2 separate regions of the Homo sapiens genome follow, and region 1 is linked to region 2. A link is an interaction called in ENCODE POLR2A ChIA-PET data of the cell type or tissue named here. Cell type or tissue: Panc1. All regions are shown on one strand. Each heading gives the region's core, and the rest is flanking DNA. Links, peaks and the distances in the headings are about the cores only. Region 1 overlaps REEP3 (receptor accessory protein 3). Region 2 overlaps JMJD1C (jumonji domain containing 1C).

Region 1 (8,801 bases), core at 449-8,448, 130 kb before region 2:
CCAGTAAACATATATGGTGGTTTCAGAATTGCTAACCATACACATTCATGGTATACAACTTTATCAACTACAGTAGTATCATGTACGAGTCTTTTTGAGTTCAGTCTTACTGATTCCAATCATTTCCAAAGTTACTTAGATCAGCAGCTTTTCTCTCTATTCCCTTCGACAACGTCACCCAAACTGGAGTACAGTGGTGTCATCACAGCTTATTGCAGCCTCAAAATCTGGGCTCAAGGGATCCTCCTGCCTCAGCCTCCTGAACAACTAGGATGACAGGCGAGGGCCACCATGGCTAGCTAACTTTCAAATTTTTTGTAAAGATGGGGTCTCACTATGTTATCCAGGCTGGTCTCCAACTCCTGGGCTCAAGTCATCCACCAGCCGTGGCCTCCGAAAGTGTTGGGATTACAGGCATGAGCCACCACACCTGGCTGTTCTTTCTTTATCTCTCTCCCCACTCCACACCTCTGCCTTCTATGGAATAAATGAGACATAGTTCTTTATTTCTTTGGTTTCTAGCTTTATGCTATTAGACTACCTACACTAGGTCAGTCCTTGGTGTTGCTTTTTGCCCAACATGCCCCATGAGAACATGAAAACCAAAATGTCAAGGTTATCAGGTTTCAGGAAATGTCCTTAGGTGAAAGGTGGCTTTAGTTCTCTCTTTACCTTTCTTGGCCTCTGGCCTCTGAGTAAGCTGTACTTTTTAATAAACTCAATGGTGCATTTAAAAAAAAAAAACTCAAAGGGCACTTATTTTGACTCTTACAAGAGATCACCATCAAACATTTCCAGTTCTGAGAACTTACATGTAACAGTAGTATATTCTTTATACAATATTCATTGGTTCTAAAGTTTTTGGTTGACCATGTTATCAAGTAGTATTTGATTATCATTTTGTTTATACAAAAACTCGTGGTCTGAATGGCTTCCCTGACTGGTGCATTGAGAAAGCGTAATTAAATAAATATTTTAGCTAGCATTTTTTTTTTCAATGGGAGGGCCCATCGCAGTTACATTTTTGTTCATTTTGCTGAAAATAAAACCCTAAAACCTGATCTTTAAATTTTCAGCAGCTTTGTTCTAAAAAAGGACAATCAGAAATATCCATAAAAGAAAATCAGTTTCTCATTAGGCACTTCTGGGAATAGATAAATAAAACAGAGGTATAGGAGTTCCCTATACTTGATGTGAATTATGTAAATTAAGCACCTAAACTACTGCTTATGCAGGGGAGTGTCTAATGTTCTTTGATGCTTATGGTAAAAAAGCTCTTCTTTAAATGGTAATTGCATGTTCAAGAATAGATTTTTTTTTCTTTAAATGTACCATCATTCAATTTTTAGGCCAAATTTGAACAATCTCAATTTCTATTCAATTCTAAAGATTTAATAGCACAAAATAAAAACTCAGGAAGCTCTAATTCTTTCCCCAAAGATATATAAAGAGAATGGAAATGTGGTACAGCATTACATAATGTTGCCACCCACTCCAGAAACAGAAATGAGTGCCTAGCAACAGTAAAGGGTCATCTCAGGAGAGTGCTGATTGCTCATTGGAGCATTCTAAACACAGATGCTTTTCTATCCTTATCACTTCCAGTCCCCGCTGAACACAGGCTGGTTACCTTGGATCCCAGTGCCATCTCATGAAAATCTTCTTATGACAATCAATAAGTGACACTCAGGGCAGCCTCTACCTTTAGGTTACATCCTTGGGAAAAACGTCAAAATAGATTTTGAAGCATTAGAAGAAAATAGGCATTCTTTGTACAGAATTGTCTCAGTGTTCTCCTTCCCTGGTGATATTTCTTTTAAAATATGAGTTGTTAGTGTTTGTAGTGGTATTTTTCTGACCTCATTCTCCATTCCACAGGTTTTAGCTGCAAGGCTGAGGCATCCAACTCTTAATAAAGAGGTTATGCATGAGTGTGAGTGTGCCCAATATTATCTGATGCAAATGGTAGAAGAGCTTTTCTTAAAATAGTAATCTCATCTTCAAGAATACATTTTTATTCTCTTTAAATGTACAACCATTCACATTTTAGGCTAAATTTGAACAATCTTGATTCCTATGCAATCCTAAAGGTGTGATGGTACAAATAAAGGCCCAGGAATCTCTAGTTTTTTCCCCAAAGATATAAAAAGAGGATAGAAATGTGGTCCAGCATTACATAATGTTGCCACCACTCCAGGAAAAGAAGTGAGAGCACCTTTTCCTATGTTTCTTGGCTACTTGCATGCACCCCACCCCTTTTTTGGTGTGAAGTATCTTGTCCATTTTTCTTTGTATATTTTGAATATGAGCCATTTTTTGCATTTACATGTGATTTTCTCCCATTTTGGCTTCTTTTTTCACTCTCAATGGTGTCTTTGATGAAGAGAAGTGCTTAATTTTAGTGTTTTCCCATTTGTCATTATCAGCCTTTTCTTTCATGATTAATGCTTTTCTGTATCATGTTTAAGGTTGTTTTTGGTTATCTTAAAGTCGTGAAGAATTGGCCAGGCATGGTGGCTCACGCCTGTAATCCCAGCACTTTGGGAGGCTGAGGCAGGCAGATCACGAGGTCAGGAGTTTGAGATCAGCCTGGCCAACATGGTGAAACCCCGCCTCTACTAAAAATACAAAAATTAGCTGGGCATGGTGGCGGGCGCCTGTAATCCCAGCTACTTGGGAGGCTGAGGCAGGAGAATTGCTTGAAACTGAGAGGCGGAGGTTGTAGTGAGCTGAGATTGCACCACTGCACTCCAGCCTGGGTGAAAGAGTGAAACTCTGTCTCAAAAAAAAAAAAAGTCACGAAGAAGTTTTCTATATTATCTTTGAGAAGCTTTACTGTTTTATTTTTATCTGTGATCCAACTGGAATTTATTTTTTGTGTTTGGTCTGAGATAGGTGACTATGATTCTGCAAGTGATGGATATCCAATTGGCATACAATCATAATTGCGAATAGCCATCTTTCCCCAATGCTGTGTAGTGCTACCTTTGTGATAAGACAAATGCCTATATATGTATGGGTCACTTTCTAGACTCTGTGTTTTTTATTGATCTATGTGTCCATCTTTGACCCAATACCATGTTGTTGTAATTACTGTAGCTTTATAATCAATCTTGATATAAGTAACTTATTCCACTACTAATATCTATACGGCATCCCAGTATTTTGTTCTTTGCTCTTCTACTTCAAGATTGTCTTGACTATTCTTGGCCCTCTGCATTTCCATATACATTTTATAAATAACTTGTCCATTTTCTTCTCTTCTCTAGGTATACTTACTCCCTACTTCATGAACTCATGAGGTTTCTTCACTTTGAATATTCACAGCCAATCTGTCAAACAATCCTATGGGTTCTATCTTTAAAATGAATCTAGCATCTGACCACTGCTACCAGCCTGGTCCAAGTCACCACCCACTACTCACCACTACTCGCTGGTTTATTAATACAGCCTCTTAACTCGTTTCCAAGCTTCCATCTTTGCTTCGATACAGGCTGTTCTCTGTAGTAGAGCTTTTAAAACACAAAATCTGATAATATCACTTCTCTGCTCAGAACCCTCCAACAGCTTCCCACCTCACTCAGAGCCAGTTCCAGTGTCTTTAACAATGGCCTACACCTCTGGTCACACTACTCTGCTCCAGCCACATTGACCTCCATGTGATGAGTACAGACCTGACTTAGGGTTTACACCCGGTTGGCTTCCTTCCTGGGACACTCTTCCCCAGAATCTGTGTGGCTAATGCCTTCACCTTTAACTCTGTTCAAATATCCACTTCTCAGAGGCTTTCCCCAACTACCTTATTTAAAATTGCAAGTTACCCCGAGACTAAATGAAAATTTGATTCCAAACAAAATGTTTTACCTTCAACAGAAATGTAACACCATAAAGAAGATGAGGCTGGGCGCAGTGGCTTACGCCTGTAAGAATCACTCGAACCCCGGAGGCAGAGGTTGCAGTGAGCTGAGATCGTGCCACTGCACTCCAGCGTGGGCAACAGAGCAAGACTCCATCTCAAAAAAAAAAAAAAAAAAAAAAAAACAGAAGTTGGCCAGGCGCAGTGGCTCATGCCTATAATCCTAGCACTTTGGGAGGCCGAGGTGGGTGGATCACGAGGTCAAGAGATCGAGACCATCCTGGCCAACGTGGTGAAACCCTGTCTCTACTAAAAATGCAAAAATTAGCTGGGCATGGTGGCGGGTGCCTGTAGTCCCAGCTATTTGGGAGGCGGAGGCAGAAGAATCACTTGAACTTGGGAGGCGGAGGTTGCAGTGAGCCGAGACCGCACCACTGCACTCCAGCCTGGCAACAGAGCGAGACTCCATCAAAAAAAATAAATAAATAAAAAGAAGTTCAAATGTTCTATAACGCTGTAGGATGGCTATAGTTAACAGTAATACACAGTTTCAAATAGGTAGAACCAGAATATTGAATATTCCCAGCACAAATAAATGGTAAACATTTGAGATGATGGGTATGCTAATTACATTAATCTGTTCACTGTATGTTATATGTATGTCTAAATATATTATGTAAATTTTAAAAATTAAATTTAAAACAAAGAAACAAGTACCCATAATCACCACAAACAATTTAAAAAGCAAAGTTTTTCATTTGCTTCAAATAGCTAATTCTGTCTTCTTTGTATTTATTAAAAAATAAGATAGCCACAGAAATTAATCTAATCACAATAAATACCCCAGAGTTGCAGATGATAACTTTTTCTGCTGGTCATAGAAATCACTGTTCCTTTGTATTTTGCATTTTTAACATATGAAGAAGAGCTATATAAATCAAATAGTCTTTGCTTTGGTGACATTTAACTAATCCCTAATGCATATACATACGGGGAGAATTGGGTCGTCTTCTCAAAATCTTAACATAGGGTATTTTTTTCCAATAGCAGTTTTACCAAATGTTACTTTAAAAACTTACTACATATTATCCATACTAGAAAATATATGTAATATGTGCAAGTTATGAAGTCTAACAACAAAATGAACACATGCAAACCCAGTATCCAAATTAAAATGAAAGCATTGCCCTAACATCCCATCTGCTTCTGTGTACCTTCCTTATCTAAAGTGCTCTGTTCACCCTTTCCCCAACAACACACTTGCTGTTGTTTAAGCTCATCATTCCTTCTCTAAACCTTTTCTTCCTCTCATGTTTGACACCTCCCACTCAAGGATCCAAGCCAGAAATCTGAAATTCCTTCCTCCTCCTCACACCCAATCGTCAAGTTTTGTCAAATTCTCCCACCTCCCCTAAATCTCTTTCATATCTGTTCCCATGTCCCAAATACTCACTTCAGCCTTAATTCTGACCTTTCTTATTTTTCATGGGAACTGTCTGCCCTCATTCACTTTCCTTACACCCCCTGTTAATATCAATCATCACTTAAAATATTTCAACAACCTTTCCTTGCTTTCTCATTAAAGAAAAATCCCCTCATAGGCTATGCAGGTTAGACCAAATTGATCTAACTCCTTTGACTTCTCCAGTTTTATCTTTTGCATCTCTGTGCCCCACTGATATTGAACTGCTTGATTTCTGAAGAGAGTCATATTATTTTTTTCTGCCTTGGCATATTTTGTTCTCTCTGACTGGGGCCTTTTTACAAGGAAGATAATTTCAAAGATGAAATTGAAAGTTCATTTTCTCTGGGAAAATATCTTTGCCTCCTCTAGGTGAGGAACCCTTTCTCCATGTTCTCATAACATTTTGTACATACTTGAAGTAGCAGTGTGACTTTGGGCAAGTTGTTAACCTTTCTGTGTCTGTTTGCTTTTCTCTAAAAACGTAACAATAATAGTACACATCTTGCTGTGAACATTAAATGAGTTAAACCATATAATAATGCCAGGCACACGGTACACATTTTGTAAGTATTACTAGTATTACTGTCATCAGACGATATTATGTTCACTGACTTTCCCGTTTGTGGTCTCTGTGTTGGGTATTGCTTTAAAACGGAAACTGTGTCATGCTTAGCTCTGCATCCCCAGGCCTGATACGTAGTAGGTATTCAATAAATACTTGCAGAAAGAATAAAAGAAAAAAATCCCTTTCTTTACTGTGGATAGGAAGGCAGAACTGAATCTTCTGTACACACAATTTACGTAAGTTGAGACTAGAAAATGAAAATGTGACAAAAGAAATGGACAAACTGCTAAATATTCTGACAGTTCTTTGACTTGCTTTTATGGTTTTAAAACACAATAGTTAGACCTTGTCTCTAAAAAAAAAAAAAAAAAACTTAATGGGGCATGGTGGTGCAAGTCTGTAATCCCAGCTACTTGGCAGTTTGAGTCAGAAGGATGGCTTGAGCCCAGGAGATGGTGGCTGTAGTGAGTCATGACTGTGCCACTGTACTTTAGCCTGGGCAACACAGCGAGACCCTGTGTCAGAAAATAAATAAATAATTCCAAACAATACAAGTTTTCCATGTTATTAAAACATGAGAAAGATTAAAGAAAACCAATGTAGAACAGAATTTTCATGTGAACAGATTTGTGGGAAATAATAAAATGATTATTATTTTAAGTCACTAAGTTATTGGGTGGTTTGTTACACAGTATTAGATAACTGAAAGCAGCAAGAAACTCCAGGTGGCCTTGGTGGCAGTGAACACAGACTCCTGAGGTCACAGAAAGCCAGGGGTGAATCATTACTGCTGGATGAATGGCTGGGGAGGAGCACTGGGGTATAATAAAACATAGAGAAACGTGGCAGCAATATGGCATGAGGAATAGCTAGAGGAGAGAACTGCAGGGCTGCACGATGCTACTCTGATGATACCTGTGGCATCCTGTACCTTGAACGTGCCCAGAGAGACATAGTAAAGAGCTGAGGTCGTACCTAAGTTAGACATGTTAGAATTATTAATCTATTAGACTTACGGTCAAACTGTTAAAGTCACCTTACTTAAGGTCCACAAATTGGCATCTACATGATATTAAGATGTGAAAAAACTCCAAAATATAAAAATTCCAGAAGCTTATTTTTCATCATCTTTCATTTCTTTATAATTCTAATAATGTTCTTACAAAAGGGTTGCGAGTCTGAAATACTGATTAGTGCCTTGCTGTAATGCAAATGGATTGTTTTAAAGGAACAAGGAGTGGTAATATAGTGCTGTATTTGTATAGTTGATACAAAATTTATATAGATAATATACTTCTTTGTAGATAATATAGTTCTTTGTATCATAAGGATATAAAGGATATTTATACAGAATATCACATTTGTGCCTTTCAGCAATGTCTGTGAGTTAATGAAGAACAGATGTGTCCTCATTTTAGAGATGCAGTAAAGTCATACAACTACTTAGAATTAGTGATGTTGGGTGGGTGTGGTGGCTCACGCCTGTAATCCCAGCACTTTGGGAGACAGAGGCGGGTGGATCACCTGAGGTCAGGAGTTCGAGACCAACTGGCCAGCATGGGAACCCTGTCTCTATTAAAAATACAAAAATTAGCCAGGCATGGTGTGCATGCCTGTAATCCCAGCTACTAGTGGGGCTGAAGCAGGAGGATCGCTTGAACCTGGGAGGTGGAGGTTGCAGTGAGCTGAAATCATGCCACTGCACCCCAGCCTGGGCAACAGAGTGAGACTCTGTCTCAAAAAAAAAAAACAAAAACAAAAACAAAAAGAAGTAGTGATGTCACTTATACCAACTCTAATTAGGATAATGAATTAGGATAATGATGTGTTTTGCATTTTATGAAGCTCTCAATTCTGTAAACTAGAAGTAATATGACATAGAAATATTAGTAAGTTTTACCTTATGCATAAAAATGGAAAAATGTGAATTCTAAAAGTTGTTATAATTTCATAAAAACAATTTCAAAGTTGGCTGGAAGAAGGAATTTAATATTGCTTTTATCCCATTGCTACGGGCAGGGCCACTTTAAATGGAAAAAAGAAATATTGCCTATCCTTTGTTGAGATATCTTTATTATCAGATTTTGAAGAATTTAAACTGCACGTAAAATGCTACTGGTTGACCTTTAAATAACAAACTAAGTACTCAGTTCTTTCGTTAATATAACTGGAGAGTTTATTAACCTTCAAAAAAAAAACTTCTCTGGATAGAATAAGTATGTTAGAACAAAGGTCATCAATTTCTGTTCAGCAAATTGTATACTGGTAGATGGTTATACTTCTGTAGCTAATATACACTGCTTATTTGGGTTTAAATGCTACCACTTTGTTTTTGTCCTAATATAGAATAGATGGAAACTTTATCCTTTTGTACTGTCTCATTTTCATCTGATTATTTAAGAAAAATGAATTGTACCTAGTAAGCAAATTCTAGGGTTCTATGGAAAATCTAGAACTATATGAACCATCTGAAAAGAGTCAATCACACCCCTATCCTCCTAGAAATAACTTTTAAAGGTTAAGGTCATACGGTTAGACACATGCTAATATTTCAGCTTGTTTTGTAGACATACGCCATTCTACGGCCAGCACTTAAAGATTTTAATCATGGTTGATATGAAAAATTGAGACTATAAAATAAAGGTATTGATAATTCTGAGGGAAGATGAATTAGAACTAGTCTTCAATTTAAATTATTTTATTTGTTTAAAAAGTAACATGTTTTATGGCTTAAAATAAATGCTTTTAGTAGAGATGATTCATATTTATTATAGAAACACTGCCAGAAAGAATAAAGAAATCTAAAACTCTCCCCTAGATCCACTGCCCAGAAATAATCAATGATAACATTTGATTATCTAATTTCATATTATTAGTAGAGAAAGAAGATTGATAGACTACATAGAAATGGGATC
Region 2 (8,801 bases), core at 380-8,379:
TGATCTTGGCTTACTGCAACCTCCGCCTCCTGGGTTCAAGCCATTCTCCTGCCTCAGACTCTCGAGTAGCTGGAATTACAGGCGCCTGCCACCATGCCCAGCTAATTTTTGTATTTTTTAGTAGAGATGAGGTTTCACCATGTTGGTCAGGCTGGTCTCGAACTCCTGACCTCAGGTGATTGACCCTCCTCGGCCTCCCAAAGTACTAGGATTACAGACAGGAGTCACTGTGTCTGGTCCTTATCTAGATTTTTTTTTTTTTTTTTGAGATGGAGTCTCACTCTGTTGCCCAGGTTGGAGTGCAGTGGTGTGATCTTGGCTCACTGCCACCTCCGTCTCCTGGGTTCAGGCGATTCTCCTGCCTCAGCCTTCTGAGTAGCTGGGGCTACAGGCGCGTGCCACCATGCCTGGCTAATTTTTGTATTTTTGGTACAGACAGAGTTTCACTATATTGGCCAGGCTGGTCTCGAACTCCTGACCTCGTGATCCCCTGCCTCGGCCTCCCAAAATGCTGGGATTACAGGCATGAACCACCATGCCAGGCCCCTTATCTAGATTTTTAATGGTCATGGGAATGTTTGATGCTGTTCTCAAATATACGGGAAGCAGAAACCCCCCCCACATGATATTTTAATTATTTGTTTATATGTCTGTCCTTTCAGTAGGGTGGCCTTTTAAATTTATTTTTAGTATTTCTCTGCTGTAAGCCTTTTATTGTTTGTAACTCAGCACCTGATAATGTCTGATACATAAGTGCATAGAAAATATTAACTGGTTTTGGCATGGCTTTAAGAAAAAATTGTGAAGGTATCCTTTCCTTTGAGCCATAAAGGAAAATTGAGATTAAATCTAATTGTTTTATTTGTTGTACCTTCAGTACCAGACATAATAAATTTGGATGTTAGTGGCAGTGGAAAATCATGGGATAATTTCTGAATAACCACTTAGTGCCTCTTAAATGTGGTTAAAGGGAAGATTAATTTCAAAACTGTATGCAGGATAGATGAGATATTTTGTCAGGATGCATTTTATAAGTATTCTATAGTATGGTAATTTTTAAAGTGTGGTCCCCAGACCAGGTAGCATTGGCATTACTTGGGATTTTGTTTGAAATGCAAATTATCTGATCCTGCCTCAGATCTTCTGAATGAGAAACTATAGTAGTATGGCTAAGCAGTTTGCTTTAAAAGCCCTCAATTAGGTTCTGATGCATACCTAAATTATTGAGCTACTGCTGTAACACAATAAAACAGAATATGATTTTGATTTAGGCCCCTTAAAAGCTAAAGGTTATTTATCTTTCTATGATGAGAATATTTTTGGAAAATATTTAATGCAGTCTCAATGTTGATCTTTCTTTAGAATTAAGTTTTAAGCCTCTATAAAGTCATTAGGTTTATTAGAGCAAAATTATGACCTGAAATAGTTGAGTTCGTTGAAAAATAAAAACTTGTCTATGTTACACAGGAAAATGATACCAGTCTAATTGTTGACAATAACTGGCTTATTCCAGTTGCCTTGCAGTGTTCCTTAAGGGAGTGGATTGTTTAGGACCTAACTTTCTTAATACAAGTTTCATTAGAAGTAAATTCTCTATTTTTTCATTGTTTGGAAGGAAATATTTAACATATACAATATGATGGAACTTCTGTAGAATATAGCATAATCACAGAGACAGTTGTATCCATCCATTTCCTAGTCAGTTTCACCATATTTTTAAATGAGGCACAAGATTACTGTGTTATCAAAATGTTAACATTAAGCTTTTTAACAAGTCTGTGTAGTCACTTGATTTTTCAGATTTTGCCCACTAATTTTATGAGGGCCATTGGGCAAAGTGTTTTAATCCAGAATTTAAAATTGTTCATTTGTAATTGGGCAGGCTTATAAAAAGGGGCATATTTTAAATCTTTATCATCACTTTATAGCCATAATATACATACTAAAAGTTTGGTAGCAATTTGAGTATTTAACTACATAGGGTGGTACTTTGAAGGAAAAAGCATTTTAAGTTGAGCTTTAATTTAATTTCTGCTTTTAAAAACCCAATATAGTAGTACGTCATCTATGTATGTACATTGAGCATGCTTCTTAACATATTTAACTTCCAATTCTTTGATAACCGGTTGCATTCAATTACTTGTTTAAATAATTGGGCAAGTTTCCTGAGTTGTAGGCTGTGAAATATTTTCAAGATGGTTTGGGTAAAAAATTTTTTCAAAGTAGGTGCCGTCAGTGACTTTGATCACAGAGAAATCAGTATGATCCTGTGACAAGTTTAGTTTTAACAATGTAACTTCTTGTGTAAACTCAGTCACCTAGTAATGTGAATTAGTTGCAAAGTGATTCTGTATTCTTAGTGACCCACTGTTAGATGTTTTCAGACTAGTAAATGATAAATATTTATTGTTAAAATCATCCTTAAAATTTTATTTGAACATGCAGCACTTTTTGCAGTGTGAAATTGAAAAATCAATTGTTTAGTTTTTACCAAAGGAAAATTAGAGTTTTGTATACATATTTGATGAATACAGTAAACAGGTTAAAATTTAGCAAATAGAATTTTGTAAGCATTTTTAAAATGTGTGAATTCTGTGATAAGGGGGTGGCTTTGCTACAATTTATTACAAAGCTAAGTTATATTTCATTACTTATGTAAAATAGTGTTCTTTGTTTAGCTTCTTAAAGTGGTAGGAGAATTGTATAATTCCATTGATTGGTTCCATGCAGTGGAAATCTGACCTTTAGCAGATGTTTGAGAAATTGCCAGCACAGCATGATCAGCCAAAAAGACAGTTTTCCCCTTGTTACTTGACAGGCCTTTCATGCTTTAGTAACATGCCAAAGAAATGTTTAAATTATTTTTTTATAATATCACATGCTCTCTAAAATATTAAGAATACATTGAAAAACATGCATAAAATGAGATAGATTTTTCCTGCAATTACGGATTGCAATTCAGCTGACTTTTAAATGTTTATTATTAAAAAAAAAAAACTAAGATAAATGCTGATTGTTTTGTGAATTATGTGTTACTTTGAGATTTAAAATGTCTTCGGCTATGTAGTTAATTGTTATTAGGGTTTGATGTGTGTTATTTTTTCCATGATCATGTTTTCCATGATCATGTATAACAATTTAAACACTGTTATAAGTTTCTCTTATTTTAGTGTTATTTAATCGCAAGTATCGTCTTTGGTTGGCTTTTTTATTTTTTAATAGAGGCTTTTTGATAGGGGTTAAATGCATCACAGAGAAGTTATCCTATCTGGAACTTCTCGCTAAGGGCAGGATACTGCATGAATCCACTTTAAAGCCTCTTCTCTGAAGGACAGTATTTCTTTAGAGAATGAAATGGGTTCAGCTGTGTAGTTGTGGGGGTTCAGCTGTGTAGTTGTGGGAGTTCAGCAAAAACACTGTAAGCTCTGTTTTCTTCAACTTCATGGATTGAGCGTACAGGAAGGGGAAGGAGTTGCCTTAATGTTTAAGAATGAAGTGATGAATTGATAGTATCAGCAGTTGCCAGACTGTATCTTTTTCTGCAGGTGCTTATTTTCTGTAGGGCATTGCAGTTGTTTTTCATTGTGTTAGGTTATGAGACGATTTTAAGGAAAATTTAAGGAACATGATCTTACATAGTTTCATTTTACAGTTTTGTAACTGTTTTGTATGTCTTAGGTTTATATACTGAATTAGTTCTTCCAGAGGATTATGATTGAAAGTTTTGGCTGTGTGTACCTATCACCTTACAAAAATAAAAAGATTTTTTTAAAGGTCATGTTCAGTATCAGTAGTTCTAAGAATATGCTAAATTAAAATTTAAAAATCAAACACCTATAATAAAGTTTTGCTGAATCCACATGAATTGAACTAATGGTTTGTAATACCAGTTATATTACAAGTGAGAACTAGTTTCATATTTTGATATATAAAAGCTTTGAAGGAAGCATAATTGATAACTGTTTATTAATATCACATAATAGTTAATCTTTCATATTGGTACTTTCTGATAAGGTTTTATTAGATGGAGAAGGGTTATATAATTTAGTAAACTGGCAGCTTTTAAATGAATAATGACACTAAAATTTAAAGATTTAATCATAATGAGGTATATCTGATACGTAGTACCTGTGATATTATATATTAATAGTAAAGTCATTTTATATAAGGAAAAATTTTATTCTTAAGTGGGGTTTTCTAAGTAACTATATGTTTACACAAAGTCATACTGTTAACATTTAGTCACTTCCAGAGTCAGTGGAGTTGTATCCTGAAGAGGATTAAATTGCAAAGTTGGCACAGCACATAAAGCAAAAATGCACTTAAATTCAGTTCACTTTTAAGGCCTTGTTGGGAATACCAACCTATTGTTTGTCAGTTCATCCAGGACAGTTTTTTTTTTTTCTCTAGTGTTGGAATAATTTTTTTTTTTTTTTGAGATAGAGTCTTGCTGTATCGCCCAGGCTGGAGTGCAGTGGCCTGATCTCAGCTCACTGCAGCCTCTGCCTCCTGGGTTCAAGTGATTCTCCTGTCTCAGCCACCCGAGTAGCTGGGTCTACAGGCACCTGCCACCACAACCGGTGAGTTTTGTTGTTGTTGTTGTTGTTATTTTTAGCAAAGAAAGATGAAGTTTCACCATGTTGGCCAGGCTGGTCTTGAATTCCTGACCTCAAGTGATTCACCCTCCTCAGCCTCCCAAAGTGTTGGGATTACAGGCATCATCTACTGTGCCCGGAGCAGAATAAATTTTTAATATATATTTTGATAGGCTGATTTTCTTGCATCTCGATTTTTCTTGTATGTCAGTAACTGGAATCACAGTTACCTTTTGAGCACGGTGCTCACATTATGAGAGTTGAGAAAATTACGGGGAACAAACTCTGGCCTTATGGTGATTCTGGTTAGACTTGAGATCTCTAAATTGATATTTTTAAATGAGAATATATAATACACAGACTAAAATATACATTTTAAGGTTAAAAAAAGAGAAACTGTTTACTAAGAATGTTTAGTAGATTCAGTTTTCTTAGTGTTTAATACTAGAAAATACACAGTATTGGCTGGGTGCGTGGCTCATGCCTGTGATCCCAGCACTTTGGGAGGCCGAGGCAGGCAGATCACGAGGTCAGGAGATCGAGACCATCCTGGTTAACACAGTAAAACCCTGTCTGTACTAAAAATACAAAAAATTAGCTGGGCGTGTTGGCGGACACCTGCAGTCCCAGCTACTCGGGAGGCTGAGGCAGGAGAATGGCATGAACCCAGGAGGTGGGGCTTGCAGTGAGCCAAGATCGCACCACTGCACTCCAGCCTGGTCGACAGTGCAAGACTCCGTGTCAAAAAAAAAAAAAAAAAAAGTATTGATAGCATACTTTTAAGAAATCCAAATGTCTTTGTAAAAGTAGGTATTTTTCATTCTTTCAGTATCAGTTACTCTTCACTATGGTTCTTTTTCACATTTAAATAGAATCAAGGAACCTTTTATCTTTGGTTTATCTGGTATTTTTCAGTGTTAGCAATTTTGAAATTCTCTAATTTTTACCACAAACATTTTTGACTCTTTCATTCAGCTTATAATCTGAATTGACAGAAAAATCCAGGGAGAAAAGTTAAAATACTTCCTAAAGTTAAAATATTTGCTTTATTTAGATTTCTAGTATTTCTTATCAAGGAAAAAAATACTTTTTCATTATCTTATCGCTTGATAACCGTTTTTTGTCTCAGCTAAACGGAAGAAAAGTTACCTGGCAGCATAAGATAGCTATGAAGAATCTTTCCCCCACCAGAAAGAAGTTTAGCAAACTATTTTACTGAATAAATCTAAGACTTCCTCCTTCCCAGTAGTTGCCCACAATTTTCCTCCAATATGAGATTATGTCTCTATTTTGTAATTCTGCTCAGAAAACCTGTCTTAAAATCTACACATATTAAACTATAATATGTCATAAATTTTAAGAATGTTATTTAACAGAGGTAAATTTATCATGAATACCATATATTTAAGGTAGCAAAACATAAAGAGAGTAATAACCTCTTTTGATACTCAACAGCAGACCAGGTAAAGTCCAAACAGTTCTGTCTCATCAAAATAATGAAGGTTGCTTGTCTTTGACCTCTTTTCCTGTTACCTCTTTAAGAGATAACACACATATACATACGCTTTTGTAGATGAGACCATTCTAAAATTTATAAATTGTGTTGTATATCTTTGTCTGCCTGATTAAAATGGCTTGTCTTAAGGTAACACTGAACTGCTTAGTCTTTCAATAGGAATTTATTTAGCAACTACTTTGTGGTATTGTTTTGATATACTCTATTTTTGTGTTTCGGCTTTTTCTTATTTATTTTAATTAAATCAATATCATCCCTCGTATACACTATTCTTCTGTGCAGTTGACACTTGAACAATGTGGGTTTGAACTTTGAGAGTCAATTTATATGCAGATACTTTTAAATAAATATATTGCAAAATATTTTAGAGATTTGCAGCAATTTGAAAAAACTCATAGATGAACCATGTAGCCTAGAAATATTTTTAAAAATTTAGAAAATGTTAGGTATGTCATAAATGCATAAAATATATGTACATCTTAGTTTTATCATTTGCTACCATAAAATATACACAAATCTATTTAAAAAGTTAAAATATCAGAACTTTACCCACACAGAGACGTGACATGGCACTATTTACAGTAGAGAGAAATATAAACAAACATAAAGATGCAGTATTAACTCATAACTACATAAAATTAACTTTAGTACATGCTGTGATAGGTTTTTAGCCACCTCCTGTTTTTACTGTGTTGAACTCAAATGTTGCGAATGTCTGCTTAAAACTCAGTGTGATGCTGACATCTCCATGTGAGTAGTTGACCTCTCCACTAAATACCATATTGCAATAAGAAATGATCTCTCGCAGTCCTTGCATAATTTTTAATGTTGTTTAGTGCAATCTCGCAAACTTCGAATGATACCATAGAACAGAAATTTAGGAATCAATAAGTACAGTACTGTAAATGTATTTTCTCTTGCTCATAATAACTTCTCTAGCTTACTTTACTGTAAGAATACAGTATATAATAGACATACAAAATATTTGTTAATTGACTTTATGTCATTGTTAAGACTTCCGGTCAACAGTAGGCTATTACCAGTTAATTTTATGGGGAGTCAAAAATTACATTCAGCTTTTCGACTGGGCGGGCTGTCCTCAGTCCCAACCCCTGAATTGTTCCAGGGTCAGTTGTACATAGCTCTTCATGTTTTTAAAAAACACATTTTTGGCTGGGCATGGTGGTTCAAGCCTGTAATCCCAGCACTTTGGGAGGCTGAGGTGGGCAAATAGCTGGAGCTCAGGAGTTCTCAGGAGTTCAAGAGCAGTCTGGGCAACATGGCCAAGATCTTGTCTCTATTTAAAAAAAAAAAAAAAAAAAAAAATTGGGCCAGGCGCTGTGGCTTACGCCTGTAATCCCAGCACTTTGGGAGGCCAAGGTAGGTGGGATCATGAGGTCAGGAGATCGAGGCCATACTGGCTAACATGGTGAAACCCTGTCTCTACTAAAAATACAAAAACTTAGCTGGGCATGGTGGCACGCACCTGTAGTCCCAGCTACTTAGGAGGCTGAGGCAGGAGAATCACTTGAACCCAGGAGTTGGAGGTTACAGTGAGCCAAAGTTGTGCCACTGCACTCCAGCCTGGACAACAGAGTAACACTCCGCCTCAAAAAAAAAAAAAAAAAAATCAGGCCGAGTGTGGTGGCTCACGCCTGTAATCCCAGCACTCTGGGAGGCCCAGGCAGGCGGATCACCTGAGGTCAGGAGTTCGAGACCAGCCTGACCAACATGGTGAAAACTCGTTTCTACTAAAAGTACAAAAATTAGCCGGACATGGTGGTGGGCACCTGTAATCCCAGCTATTCAGGAGGCTGAGGCAGGAGAATCGCTTGACCCCGGGAGGCGGAGGTTGCAGTGAGCCAAGATTGGGCCACCTACTCCAGCCTGGGTGACAAGAGCGAGACTCCGTCTCAAAAAAAAAAAAAAAAAAAAAAATCAGTGACACATTTGTATCTACTCATGTAACTACCATGTTTCTCACTCACTGTAGTTAACCTGGTACCTCTACCCAGTCTATACCGCCCCTCTGTTCCACTGATCTCAGTTCTATCACCAAAGATGAGATTTTCCTGTTGTTGAACTTAATATAACTGGAATCATTCAGTGGCTTTTTACACTCAGTATAATATCTGTGAAACTTAATATATTAGATTCCTAGGGCTGCCATAACATCACAACAAATTTGGTGGATGGAAACAACAGAAGTTTATTCTTTCATTGCTCTGAGGACCAAAAGTCCAAAACTTCTTCATTAAATGGGACATAGACTGATTAGTAACAAGATTTACTTGTCTTTCTCCATGGTTTCAACAGTGAAAAGTAGTTTTAATGTTGACTGAAAGTTGATTAGTGCTTAAGACCTGAAAATGCTTAGGATTGTTTGCTGTTGGAAGATACGGCTCTTATCTACTTTTCTCCATTAGAGCTCTGGAGTTCTCTTGGGCCTAGAAAGAAGTAATTTGGAACAGTTAGTGTAGTGTGGGGTATTATGAAAACCAAAATAGAGTATTATAATAAAATATATAATAAAAACATACATAAAATTACTGGTTTGGGCTCAGTATATTTTTTGTCTTTAAAAAGAAGATGCTAACTCAAGGAAAGGGTAATAAGGTATGCTGGAAAGTTTATTTGCTTAGAAGTTAGGACTGATTTCTGGTCCTGGCTCTGTCATTAATAATTATGTC

Evidence for each region. Peaks named below come from ENCODE experiments on the same cell type or tissue, not always from the same donor. Only the 100,000 strongest peaks of a DNase experiment are listed, where the experiment ranks them.
Region 1: POLR2A ChIA-PET joins it to region 2 with 5 read pairs; 2 of 35 experiments call an interaction of 5 or more read pairs at or near these places.

Annotation. Positions count from the first base shown.
Region 1 is chr10:63,540,921-63,549,721 of GRCh38, reverse strand. The region is part of intron 1 of REEP3 (receptor accessory protein 3); the gene reads right to left. Among named protein-coding and RNA genes, the nearest start is that of REEP3, 24 kb to the right of the region's middle. In Panc1, for the core only: no CTCF peak of the experiment used is centred there; no DNase peak of the experiment used is centred there; H3K27ac peaks cover 1,244 bases.
Region 2 is chr10:63,410,542-63,419,342 of GRCh38, reverse strand. The region is part of intron 1 of JMJD1C (jumonji domain containing 1C); the gene reads left to right. Among named protein-coding and RNA genes, the nearest start is that of JMJD1C-AS2, 16 kb to the left of the region's middle. In Panc1, for the core only: no CTCF peak of the experiment used is centred there; no DNase peak of the experiment used is centred there; H3K27ac peaks cover 779 bases.